3 separate regions of the Homo sapiens genome follow, and regions 1 and 3 are each linked to region 2. The links are chromatin contacts, found by Hi-C or POLR2A ChIA-PET in ENCODE. All regions are on one chromosome and are shown on one strand. The core of a region is the stretch at or near the end of the contact, and the rest is flanking DNA. Distances in the headings are between cores, read along the strand shown.

What was found. Hi-C counts contacts between places; a loop is a spot of excess contacts on that map. ChIA-PET counts read pairs that join two places held with the same protein, here RNA polymerase II (POLR2A). Pooled maps may share reads with other maps.
Region 1: POLR2A ChIA-PET joins it to region 2 with 11 read pairs in PC-9. The contact joins the enhancer-like site here to the promoter of PSORS1C2 in region 2. POLR2A ChIA-PET finds 5 or more read pairs at or near these places in 3 of 52 experiments (CD8-positive, alpha-beta memory T cell, PC-9 and Panc1).
Region 3: a pooled map shows a loop between it and region 2 (2.9-fold over the local background). The contact joins the promoter of LTA here to the promoter of PSORS1C2 in region 2. A Hi-C loop is called at or near these places in 1 of 50 pooled maps. POLR2A ChIA-PET finds 5 or more read pairs at or near these places in 3 of 52 experiments (HEK293, activated CD8-positive, alpha-beta T cell and activated CD8-positive, alpha-beta memory T cell).

What each region holds. Positions count from the first base shown.
Region 1 is chr6:30,772,564-30,776,271 of GRCh38, forward strand. The region is part of intron 1 of HCG20 (HLA complex group 20); the gene reads left to right. Among named protein-coding and RNA genes, the nearest start is that of HCG20, 7.6 kb to the left of the region's middle. Within about 2 kb of position 2,354, at least 2 of the 41 ENCODE cell types and tissues checked have a DNase peak (open chromatin) inside an H3K27ac peak, as active enhancers do.
Region 2 is chr6:31,137,570-31,141,257 of GRCh38, forward strand. PSORS1C2 (psoriasis susceptibility 1 candidate 2) reads right to left here and starts at 1,497. Exons shown (of 2, transcript NM_014069.3): 1 at 1,403-1,497; 2 at 1-737. The coding sequence starts at 1,457. The coding sequence ends at 382. PSORS1C1 (psoriasis susceptibility 1 candidate 1) reads left to right here. Exons shown (of 6, transcript NM_014068.3): 4 at 861-890; 5 at 1,087-1,210; 6 at 2,072-2,523. The coding sequence ends at 2,363. It also overlaps the pseudogene POLR2LP1. RefSeq lists an enhancer at 17-997.
Region 3 is chr6:31,570,225-31,574,230 of GRCh38, forward strand. It overlaps LTA (lymphotoxin alpha), which reads left to right and starts at 2,065. Exons shown (of 4, transcript NM_000595.4): 1 at 2,065-2,222; 2 at 2,510-2,617; 3 at 2,704-2,809; 4 at 3,057-4,006. The coding sequence starts at 2,519. The coding sequence ends at 3,469. It overlaps LOC100287329 (a long non-coding RNA gene), which reads right to left and starts at 2,479. Exons shown (of 2, transcript NR_149045.1): 1 at 2,359-2,479.

The DNA of each region.
Region 1 (3,708 bases), core at 1,104-3,603, 360 kb before region 2:
CACCTCAGTCCTGTGTGTTTCATATCTGTCCTTCTGAGCTCCACAAGGCAGGAAGATCTCTGTCTGGTTGGTTGCAGTATCCCCAGGGCTAGCACAGTGCCTGGTGCCTACTAAGCAGTCAAGATTAACTTTTACTGGTAGATGCTCAATACATTTCCATTGACCTGAGCTGTCCTCAGAGAGTATATGTATTTTGTTGTCTAATTTGGGTTGAAATCTCTCAGAAGGGTCCTATCTGTTCCTTACTTGAAATCTCCTATCCCGTGCCCATCCTGGGCTCCTTCATTCAGGAAACATTCCCATAAATGATTATTAACTGATCTCCCTACAACTTTCCCAACATGTATCACATTTGAAGGAACAATCATATTTAAAAGAATATGTTACATAGCAGGACAGTTTATTATGAATGTCATGTAACAACAATCTACTGAGAATTAAAAAGAAACTAAAGTGTTCCTCTCCTCTCCCACCTCTGGGCAACCAGGACTTCATTTCTTTGAAATTGTGGATTTCCTGACCCCTGAGGTGTTTGGCTTTTTGTGTATGTTTTAGAAGGAACAGAAAGAATCAGGCTGGGTGGGGCTGTAAAGGAAACCCACCCTAAGCAGGCCTCGTTTTGGAAGAGCTGGAAAGATACCTGTGGTGCCAGATGGTATGAGAGTACAGGGTGTGAGGGCAGGAGCCTACTTCTTGGTTGACTCTTAGACTTCCATGGACTCATGGAAAAGAGAAGGGGTGCAGGCTGGGCACAATAGCTCATACCTGTAATCCCAGCACTCTGGGAGGCCGAGGTGGGCAGATCACTTGAGGTCAGGAGTTTGAGACTAGCCTAGCCAACATGGTGAAACCCCGTCTCTACTAAAAATACAAAAATTAGCTGGGCGTGGTGGTGGGTGCCTGTAATCTCAGCTACTCGGGAGGCTGAGGCAAGAGAATCGCTTGAACCTGGGAGGCGGAGGTTGCAGTGAGCTGAAGTCATTCCACTGCACTCCAGCCTGGGCAACAAGAGCAAGACTCTGTCTCAAAAAAAAAAAAAATCAGAATGGTGGTTAGTTTGGAGTGAGGTGGGCAGGAAAGAGGGTGCTACATATTGACTGCAAGGGAAACAAGGGAGACTCCTGGGTTGAAGCTATCTTGTCTAGATGGTGGTTAAATGGGTAAATATAAATGTAAAAGCTCATCGGTTTGTTTCCTGCTGATAGCCAATTAGTTAATTAATTTAATTTAAAAAAACTAATTGGGGCCAGGTACACCGGCTCATTCCTGTAATCCCAGCACTTTAGGAGACTGAGGCAGGAGGATTGCTTGAGCCCAGATGTTCAAGACCAGTCTGGGCAACATGGTGAAACCCTGTCTCTGCAAAAAATACAAAAATTATCTGGGCATAGTGGTGCACGCCTGTAATCCTAGCTGCTCAGGCTGAGGCAGAAGGATCACTTGAGCCCAGGAGGTTGAAGCTGCAGTGAACCATTATCATGCCACTACTCCAGCCTGGGCAACACAGTGAAACCTTGCTTAAAAAAAGAAAAGAAAAGGAAAAGGAGAAAAACATCAAACTGCATACATTTTTAAAATGAAAAAAGGAAACAAATTACTGACACATGCAATGACTTGGATGAATCTCAAAGGCATTACGCTGAGTGAAAAAAGTTCTCAAAAGTTACAGACTGTATGATTCCATTTATGTGACACTTTTGAAAAGATAAAACGATAGCAACAGAGACTAGATCAAAATAGCAAAATAGCAGGGAGTTTGTCGGGGGCAGGAAAGAGGATGGGACTACAAAGGGGTAGCCCGAGGGAGTGTTTTAGGCAGTGGAGCTATTCTGTTTCAGTGGTGGTGATTACATGATCGATTGTGGTGATTACATGAATCTTTACACATGTGAAACTCATAGGACTGTCCACTGAAAAAAATCAATTTTACTTTATGTTAATTTTTAAAATAAAATTATTTTTAATTAAGAAGAGACCTTCTAGCCCCTCAATAGCGCAGAGGAGTTCCTGAAAGGAGGCGCTAAGGAACTGGCTACCCTGGAAAAGGCATACCACCTTCCCCGCCTTGCCCTGTACCAGGCCTGGGGATCTTCCTGGGCCCTCTGTGGTTCTCACTCTCCTTCCTTGTCCTCCTGCTGGGCCAGAGTGACCCACACATCCCCTCCTTTAGCATCTAAGTCTCGGGGTCTAGGAAGCCAGTGTGCTTTGCTCACTCCTACGTCCCCGGTCCCTGAGACACAGGTACGAGGTGGTTGCTCATTGACAGAGTGAAGGAATGTTCTAGCACCAGGCCTGATCCGTCTTGGCACACTCCACAGGCTTTTCTATGTTTAGCCTCCTTTCCAGCTGCCCAGAGGACACGCCATAGCTGGGAGACATCACTGTCGAGGTGTGGGTCACAAGCTTACCCCTCCCATGAGGCAGGGTTACCAGCTTTCCTATCGTTTGAAGAATTTAGCAATCTGAGTTTATTATTGCTGTCATTCTAATTTTGAAATACATTTTTATTATACAAGAAAATCTGTTCAATTAAAAAAAAAACAGTTAAAAAAAAAGGGAGATCCGGTCCCACTTCCCAGACTCATAACTGTTACTAGATCCTTCTCTATCTATCTAGAAACATTTATGTGAAGGTAGGCATGTATGTCCACATATATGCAACAGATATGATTGCCCCACAGCTCCTGGGCTACAAGTAATGTCTTGTTTCTTTGTGGACTCACTCAAATAGACTCTGGGTCCAGCCCTGCCCACCACTGACTGGAACTCCAGTGTCAGACAGTTTTCAGGCTCCCTCCCTCAGGTCATACAAGATGCCCAGACTGATGCAGTACTGATGAAACGGAAGAGTCTGTTCCTCTGGCCACATGGTCAGCACTTGCCAGCTGCTTGCCCAGGTCAGTGGGGACCATTATGAGTCAGGCTGCTGGTGGGGTGTGGTGGCTCACGCCTGTAATCCCAGCACTTTGGGAGGCCAAGGTGGGTGGATCACCTGAGGACAGGAACTCCTGACCTAAGTGATCTGCTCTCCTTGGCCTCCCAAAGTGTTGAGATTACAGGCGTGAGCCACTGCGCCTGGCCTATTCTGACTTCTGTTACCATAAATTGGTTTTGTCTGGAAGGTTTCTAACAATTGTGGTGCAAGTTTTATAACCCACCTGGTTTTGTCTTGGGAATTAGAAGTCTCTCAATGTTTTGGAGAGAGATTCTGATGCCCCTCACCAGAAGTCATGCTCTGGGGCCAGTGAGCAAAGATGAGCTTCTTATCCTTTTTCTTCCTGGGTTCCAGCAAGCCAAGCCTCACAGCAGTGTCCAAAAAGTTGGTAGAAAAGGCCTAATTTTTTTTTTTTTTTTTCAGGCAGAGTCTGGCTCTGTCGCCCAGGCTGGAGTGCAGTGGCGCGATCTCGGTTCACTGCAAGCTCCGCCTCCCGTGTTCCCGCCATTCTCCTGCCTCAGCCTCCCTAGTAGCTGGGACTACAGGCGTCTGCCACCGCGCCCGGCTAATTTTTTTTGTATTTTTTAGTAGAGACGGGGTTTCACTGTGTTAGCCAGGATGGTCTCGATCTCCTGATCTCGTGATCCTCCCGCCTTGGCCTCCCAAAGTGCTGGGATTACAGGCGTGAGACACCGTGCTCGGCCTTTTTTTTTTTTTTTTTTTGAGACAGAGTCTTGGTCTGTTGCCGAGGCTGGAGTGCAGTGGCACCATCT
Region 2 (3,688 bases), core at 247-2,746:
AAGCAGCAGCTGTCTACTGATAGTTCCTGCCGCCGGCCACCAGGTGGCAGAAGGGAACACAGTACCATAGCCCTGCCCCAGCGATCGCGCGGGCAGGAAGACCGGGTGGGAGGTAGGTGCGGCCGAGGCCTGGAGGCGAGGTAGGAGAGTAGGCTTAGGCTGTCAGAGGAAAAAACGGGCGATGTGAGGACTAAGTATGGATCTCAGGAGGGGACAGGAAATATTGAGAACACCACCTTACGGGTTCAGAATAAAACCGAGGGAATGAGGAAGAGGTTTAAGGAGACAGGCTAAATTGGGAAGAATTCACGGGGAATCAGAGGGTGGAGAGGGCGTGGGTGCCTGGAGATGCCTGGGAACAGAACGGCTGAGGGGACTCCATTATCTGTACTCTTCCCGGGGTGGGTCTAGGTCTGGCTCCTCCTGAGGTCGGTTGTCCACCTCAGGGGCAGGAGGCCAGGGGTTTTCTGGGGGCTGGGGTCCTGCCGGCCAAGGGTCGTCAGGCCGGGGAGGTTGAGGAGGATCCGTTCTAGGCGGTTCAGGGAGCCAGACTCCAGTTTCAGGCAGGTCTCTCCAGGGACGACTGGGGCGGGTAGGCGGAGGATCTTCAAAGAGAGGGGGTGCCCCTGGCCAAGGGTCACCGGGGACTGGGGGGCCCTGAGGCAATGTTGGGGAGCCTGCCTCCTCTCGGTCCTCTGCGGGTGGGTGAGAGGGGTGGCCCTCGCTGCCTGAGATGCCTGTAAAGGAGGAAGGAGAAAGGTAAGAGGTGGTGAGGGCTTCTCTCCCCAGCCCCACCCAGCCCCAGCCCCAGGAGGAGGAGCCTGTCTGGATGGACGCAGCCTGAACTGACCCACAAACAGACCAAAAAAGTCACTCTCAAAGAGCTCTCGGTAGGTTTGTAAATACTTAACTGATGGTAAAATGTCATGAACCCCTACCCCCGATGGATCTGAACCGTTCACTTGACCCACTTTAAACTGACCAGACTTCTCCAAATAAGCTCCATCCACCCCTGGTTGGGGTACCCCACTAGCTTTGTCCTCAGGCCAACCTGCAACCCAAAGTGGGTTACACCTTGGCCCCCAGGCACACAGACCCCAGCTTTACAAGGACCCCAGCTCCTTAACACAGATCCCAGCTCCGAGGAAACTCGTCCCCCCCACGTTAATCCTGACCGACTTTGCCACATGGAGCCAGCAAACCATTTCTGGTGAGAGCCAAATGCACCTTCTGCACCATGTCCCCCACCCAATGTGTCCAGAAAGCCATTTCTGGTGAGCCAGATGCACCTTCTGCGTCCCCTGAATTCCTGTCCCCAACCCCATGCGTCCAGTTCACCTCCGCCATCTTGAGTATCCCTCATCACCCCAAACTGCAGTCCCTGCCTCTGTTCCCACCTCACCTCTGGTGTGCAGGCAAAGGACCAGGATCCCCAGGAGCTTCCAGTTGAGGATCATGGCTATGTACTGGCCCCCAAAGCTGGGGTGGGCTGAGTCTGGGTGCCTGGGAACCCCAAGAGGCTTTATAGGGGAGGAGTGGAGGAGGGACCAGCCCAGTGGCACAGGAATACCATCAGAACAGAACTGGTCAAACCCGTTGGGAAGGCCTGGGCTGATGTGTCACCCCTGAAGGTGGCGTCCCTTATTTTAGTCCTCCAGCCCAGGACCCAGCTGCCTGCTCTCCCTATCATGACCCAGAGCCTGCGTCACCCCACCCTGGTTTTCACACCCTCCATCCACATCCTGGAGCAGTCAATACCCACTTGGCATCTCCGTAATCACAGAGATGTCCACCTTCATCCCTTGCAACTATTGGAAGCCAAAGAATGGGAGCAAACCACGCGATGGGCGTTGGGAAGCACCGTAATTACAGGGTTGGGAGGCAGGATGCCTGCGCTGAGGGAGGAGGTGCTTTTCAAACCTGGGATGCAGCTGGGACAGTGTCAGCTACTACCCCAGCCTCCCCACTCACCCCCGCACTGAAAGCTCCCCCTGGGGCTTCGTGCTTTCCTGGGCACTTCCCTTCCCCCATGGGATCCAGGCATCCTGCTCTCCACCATGTCCTTCTTCAGGCATGCAGGGGACCTCCAAGCAATGATATCCAAGGAATTCCATCTGGCAGCCACCCAGGATGACTGCAGAAAAGGAAGGACACAGGAGGATATCCTGGTTCCCTCTTCCCACCCAGAGCTGTTTGCATCAGTCCTGCCAATGGCTCCGGAAGAAGCTGCCAGGCTCCAGCAACCTCAGCCCCTTCCTCCTCCCTCAGGAATCCACCTATCCGCCTCTAGGACCTTGGCTCCAACTCTATTGTACTCGTCTCCTCCCTCCCATTCTCCTTTTGGTCTCAGCTCCTTGATCTAAGCCTCCCAGAGAGACCCCTAGAACGTTTCCCTCAAGGACCTTTCTGCCTGGAAGTCTGTTAGCCTTTCAGAAGTAACATGTCCAAAATAAAATTTGATTCCTCCCAGGTTGTTCCCTGCCTGGTCCGCTACCCCACAGTAAGGAACACCTTATTATGCAATGGCGTGATCTCATCTGTTCCCTCCAGGGCTCACCCAGAAACCTTCGTTACACTCCTCCACCATCCACCTGCAAGCCCCTCCACACCCTGTCCAAACCCAGCCCATCATCCTGAGCCACCATCTCCCCTGAGCCTCCCCAACACCCTTCTAATTGGCCCCCTTGCTCCCACTGTTTATCCCTCCCCCTCACACAAAGCCTGTCCTCCACCAGCAAAAGAGGTCTTAAAATATACATCACGCGGGCCTGGTGTGGTGGCTCGCGCCTGTAATCCCAGCACTTTGGGAGGCCGAAGCGGGCGGATCACCTGAGGTCGGGAGTTCAAGACCAGCCTGACCAACATGGAGAAACCCCGTCTCTACTAAAAATACAAAAATATTAGCCGGACATGGTGGCACATGCCTGTAATCCCAGCTACTCAAGAGGCTGAGGCAGGAGAATCGCTTGAACCCAGGAGGCAGAGGTTGTGGTGAGCTGAGATCACACCATTGCACTCCAGCCTGGGCAACGAGTGAAATTCCGTCTCAAAAAAAAAAAACATATATATATATATATATATATCAGGCCAGGCGTAGTGGCTCATGCCAGCACTTTGGGAAGCTGACACAGGAGGACCGCTTGAGCTCAGGAGTTGTGTGCGCTGCTTCACCTGCAGCAAGACTGTGGGCAACACGTGGGAGGCCTACCTGGGGCTGCTGCAGTCCAAGTACGCTGATGGGGACGCCCTGGGCCTGAAGCGCCACAGCCGCTGCCTGCCGCATGCTGCTGGCCCACGTGGACCTGATGCGGAAACTGCTCAATTATGCCCTCCTGGGGAAGTGACCTGGTTAGACCCACCCATCTGCTGCGCTGGGTGCCGGGAGCAATCGCTGACCACAGTGCGTGGATATGTGTACCTCACTCTGGAAGGGACCATCCAGTAAGTCCCTCAGGAAAAAAAATGTACACCAAATCATGTTGCGTCTTCCCTTTGTTTGGGGAGTGAGGACAGGTTCTCGCTCTCTTAGGCTGGGGTGCAGTGGTGCGATCACAGCTCATTGCAGCCTCAACCTCTTGGGCTCAAACAATCCTCCCAACTCAGCCTCTGGAGTAACTAGGACCATGGGTGCACGCCACCATGCCCTCCAATGTTTTTTATTTTTATTTTTTATATAGATGGAGTCTCC
Region 3 (4,006 bases), core at 815-3,314, 430 kb after region 2:
ATAGCTAAGACTAGTAAAGCATAAAAGGCAAAGGGGCAGGTCCTCAAGTAGAGAAGAACAGGAGAAATAGCTCATACACACCCAGAATGTTACTTACATGTCCCTCCATGTTACACCAAGACCCCTCAGGGACCTTGTGCCTGGGGAGAGAAGTGGTCTGCCCCATGCAACAGTGGGCTTTACCCCGGGTCACCACCAGCCCCAGCTCCAACCCCTCTAACACTCTCCAAGTAAAATCACATCAGTAGCAGTAATAATATTTGAGGTGACAAGTTGGTATTATCTCAAACTTAGGAAAAGTGAATAAAGTCATCTTTAGAAACTGCTTTTTTTAAACCTTGTAACTTGCAAGCTAAGTGAAAATGGGCTCATGTATGAGAATGTTCGTGTTAGACATTTTTTGTGTTAGACAAAAACTAGAAACAAACCAAATCCCCATCAACAGAATATATTAGAATATATTGATACAATAGAATATTACATCATAATTTTTTTTAAAAACATTACTGATACATACAACCACGTATATGAATCTCACAAACATAATGCTGACTGAAAGAAGTCAAACAGAAATGAGTACATTCTGTGTGATTTCATTTATATGATGCCCCAAACCAGGAGGAAATAATCTATGGTGATAAAAGTGAGAGAGTGGTTGGTTATCTTTGGAGGGTATCAGCAGGGAGGGGGCATGAGGGAACCTGCTGGGGACCTGAAAATACGTGGAGCTGGGTGGTGGCTACATACAGATGGAAAAATTCATCAGCTGTACACTTAAGAGGTGTCCACCTCATACCTAAGTTACATATCAATAAAAAGGAAAAAAATTTTGGAAACTTTTTTTTTTTTTTTTTGAGACAGAGTCTTGCTCTGTCCCCCAGGCTGGAATACAGTGGTGCGATCTTGACTCACTGCAGCCTCCGCCTCCCAGGTTCAAATAATTCTCCAGCCTCAGCCTCCCGAGTAGCTGGGACTGCAGATGCGCACCAGCACGCCTGGCTAATTTTTGTATTTATTATAGAGATGGGGTTTCACCATGTTGGCCAGCTGGTCTCAAACTCCTGACCTCAAGTAATCCGCCCACCTCAGACTCCCAAAGTGCCAGGATTACAGGTGTGAGCCACTGCACCAGGCCTGGAACAATTTTAAAATAATGTATTGGCTCTGCAAATGCAGCTTCAGAACAAGTCCCTTAGCTGTCCCCACCCCACCCTAAGTCACCACCCTTAAGCCTCACCCATGTGGAATTCTGAAACTTCCTTTGTAGAAAACTTTGGAAGGTGTCTGCCACATTGATCCTGGAATGTGTGTTTATTTGGGGTTATATAAATCTGTTCTGTGGAAGCCACCTGAAGTCAGGAAGAGATGGAGGGCATCCTTCAGGAGTGAGATGAGACCTCATCATACTTGACTGTCCAGCATCATCTCTGAGTAAGGGGACCAAAAAATTTATCTTCCAAACTAGGACACTTTCAAGAGTGGAAGGGGGATCCATTAATATTTTCACCTGGACAAGAGGCAAACACCAGAATGTCCCCGATGAAGGGGATATATAATGGACCTTCTTGATGTGAAACCTGCCAGATGGGCTGGAAAGTCCGTATACTGGGACAAGTATGATTTGAGTTGTTTGGGACAAGGACAGGGGTACAAGAGAAGGAAATGGGCAAAGAGAGAAGCCTGTACTCAGCCAAGGGTGCAGAGATGTTATATATGATTGCTCTTCAGGGAACCGGGCCTCCAGCTCACACCCCAGCTGCTCAACCACCTCCTCTCTGAATTGACTGTCCCTTCTTTGGAACTCTAGGCCTGACCCCACTCCCTGGCCCTCCCAGCCCACGATTCCCCTGACCCGACTCCCTTTCCCAGAACTCAGTCGCCTGAACCCCCAGCCTGTGGTTCTCTCCTAGGCCTCAGCCTTTCCTGCCTTTGACTGAAACAGCAGTATCTTCTAAGCCCTGGGGGCTTCCCCGGGCCCCAGCCCCGACCTAGAACCCGCCCGCTGCCTGCCACGCTGCCACTGCCGCTTCCTCTATAAAGGGACCTGAGCGTCCGGGCCCAGGGGCTCCGCACAGCAGGTGAGGCTCTCCTGCCCCATCTCCTTGGGCTGCCCGTGCTTCGTGCTTTGGACTACCGCCCAGCAGTGTCCTGCCCTCTGCCTGGGCCTCGGTCCCTCCTGCACCTGCTGCCTGGATCCCCGGCCTGCCTGGGCCTGGGCCTTGGTGGGTTTGGTTTTGGTTTCCTTCTCTGTCTCTGACTCTCCATCTGTCAGTCTCATTGTCTCTGTCACACATTCTCTGTTTCTGCCATGATTCCTCTCTGTTCCCTTCCTGTCTCTCTCTGTCTCCCTCTGCTCACCTTGGGGTTTCTCTGACTGCATCTTGTCCCCTTCTCTGTCGATCTCTCTCTCGGGGGTCGGGGGGTGCTCTCTCCCAGGGCGGGAGGTCTGTCTTCCGCCGCGTGCCCCGCCCCGCTCACTGTCTCTCTCTCTCTCTCTCTTTCTCTGCAGGTTCTCCCCATGACACCACCTGAACGTCTCTTCCTCCCAAGGGTGTGTGGCACCACCCTACACCTCCTCCTTCTGGGGCTGCTGCTGGTTCTGCTGCCTGGGGCCCAGGTGAGGCAGCAGGAGAATGGGGGCTGCTGGGGTGGCTCAGCCAAACCTTGAGCCCTAGAGCCCCCCTCAACTCTGTTCTCCCCTAGGGGCTCCCTGGTGTTGGCCTCACACCTTCAGCTGCCCAGACTGCCCGTCAGCACCCCAAGATGCATCTTGCCCACAGCACCCTCAAACCTGCTGCTCACCTCATTGGTAAACATCCACCTGACCTCCCAGACATGTCCCCACCAGCTCTCCTCCTACCCCTGCCTCAGGAACCCAAGCATCCACCCCTCTCCCCCAACTTCCCCCACGCTAAAAAAAACAGAGGGAGCCCACTCCTATGCCTCCCCCTGCCATCCCCCAGGAACTCAGTTGTTCAGTGCCCACTTCCTCAGGGATTGAGACCTCTGATCCAGACCCCTGATCTCCCACCCCCATCCCCTATGGCTCTTCCTAGGAGACCCCAGCAAGCAGAACTCACTGCTCTGGAGAGCAAACACGGACCGTGCCTTCCTCCAGGATGGTTTCTCCTTGAGCAACAATTCTCTCCTGGTCCCCACCAGTGGCATCTACTTCGTCTACTCCCAGGTGGTCTTCTCTGGGAAAGCCTACTCTCCCAAGGCCACCTCCTCCCCACTCTACCTGGCCCATGAGGTCCAGCTCTTCTCCTCCCAGTACCCCTTCCATGTGCCTCTCCTCAGCTCCCAGAAGATGGTGTATCCAGGGCTGCAGGAACCCTGGCTGCACTCGATGTACCACGGGGCTGCGTTCCAGCTCACCCAGGGAGACCAGCTATCCACCCACACAGATGGCATCCCCCACCTAGTCCTCAGCCCTAGTACTGTCTTCTTTGGAGCCTTCGCTCTGTAGAACTTGGAAAAATCCAGAAAGAAAAAATAATTGATTTCAAGACCTTCTCCCCATTCTGCCTCCATTCTGACCATTTCAGGGGTCGTCACCACCTCTCCTTTGGCCATTCCAACAGCTCAAGTCTTCCCTGATCAAGTCACCGGAGCTTTCAAAGAAGGAATTCTAGGCATCCCAGGGGACCACACCTCCCTGAACCATCCCTGATGTCTGTCTGGCTGAGGATTTCAAGCCTGCCTAGGAATTCCCAGCCCAAAGCTGTTGGTCTGTCCCACCAGCTAGGTGGGGCCTAGATCCACACACAGAGGAAGAGCAGGCACATGGAGGAGCTTGGGGGATGACTAGAGGCAGGGAGGGGACTATTTATGAAGGCAAAAAAATTAAATTATTTATTTATGGAGGATGGAGAGAGGGGAATAATAGAAGAACATCCAAGGAGAAACAGAGACAGGCCCAAGAGATGAAGAGTGAGAGGGCATGCGCACAAGGCTGACCAAGAGAGAAAGAAGTAGGCATGAGGGATCACAGGGCCCCAGAAGG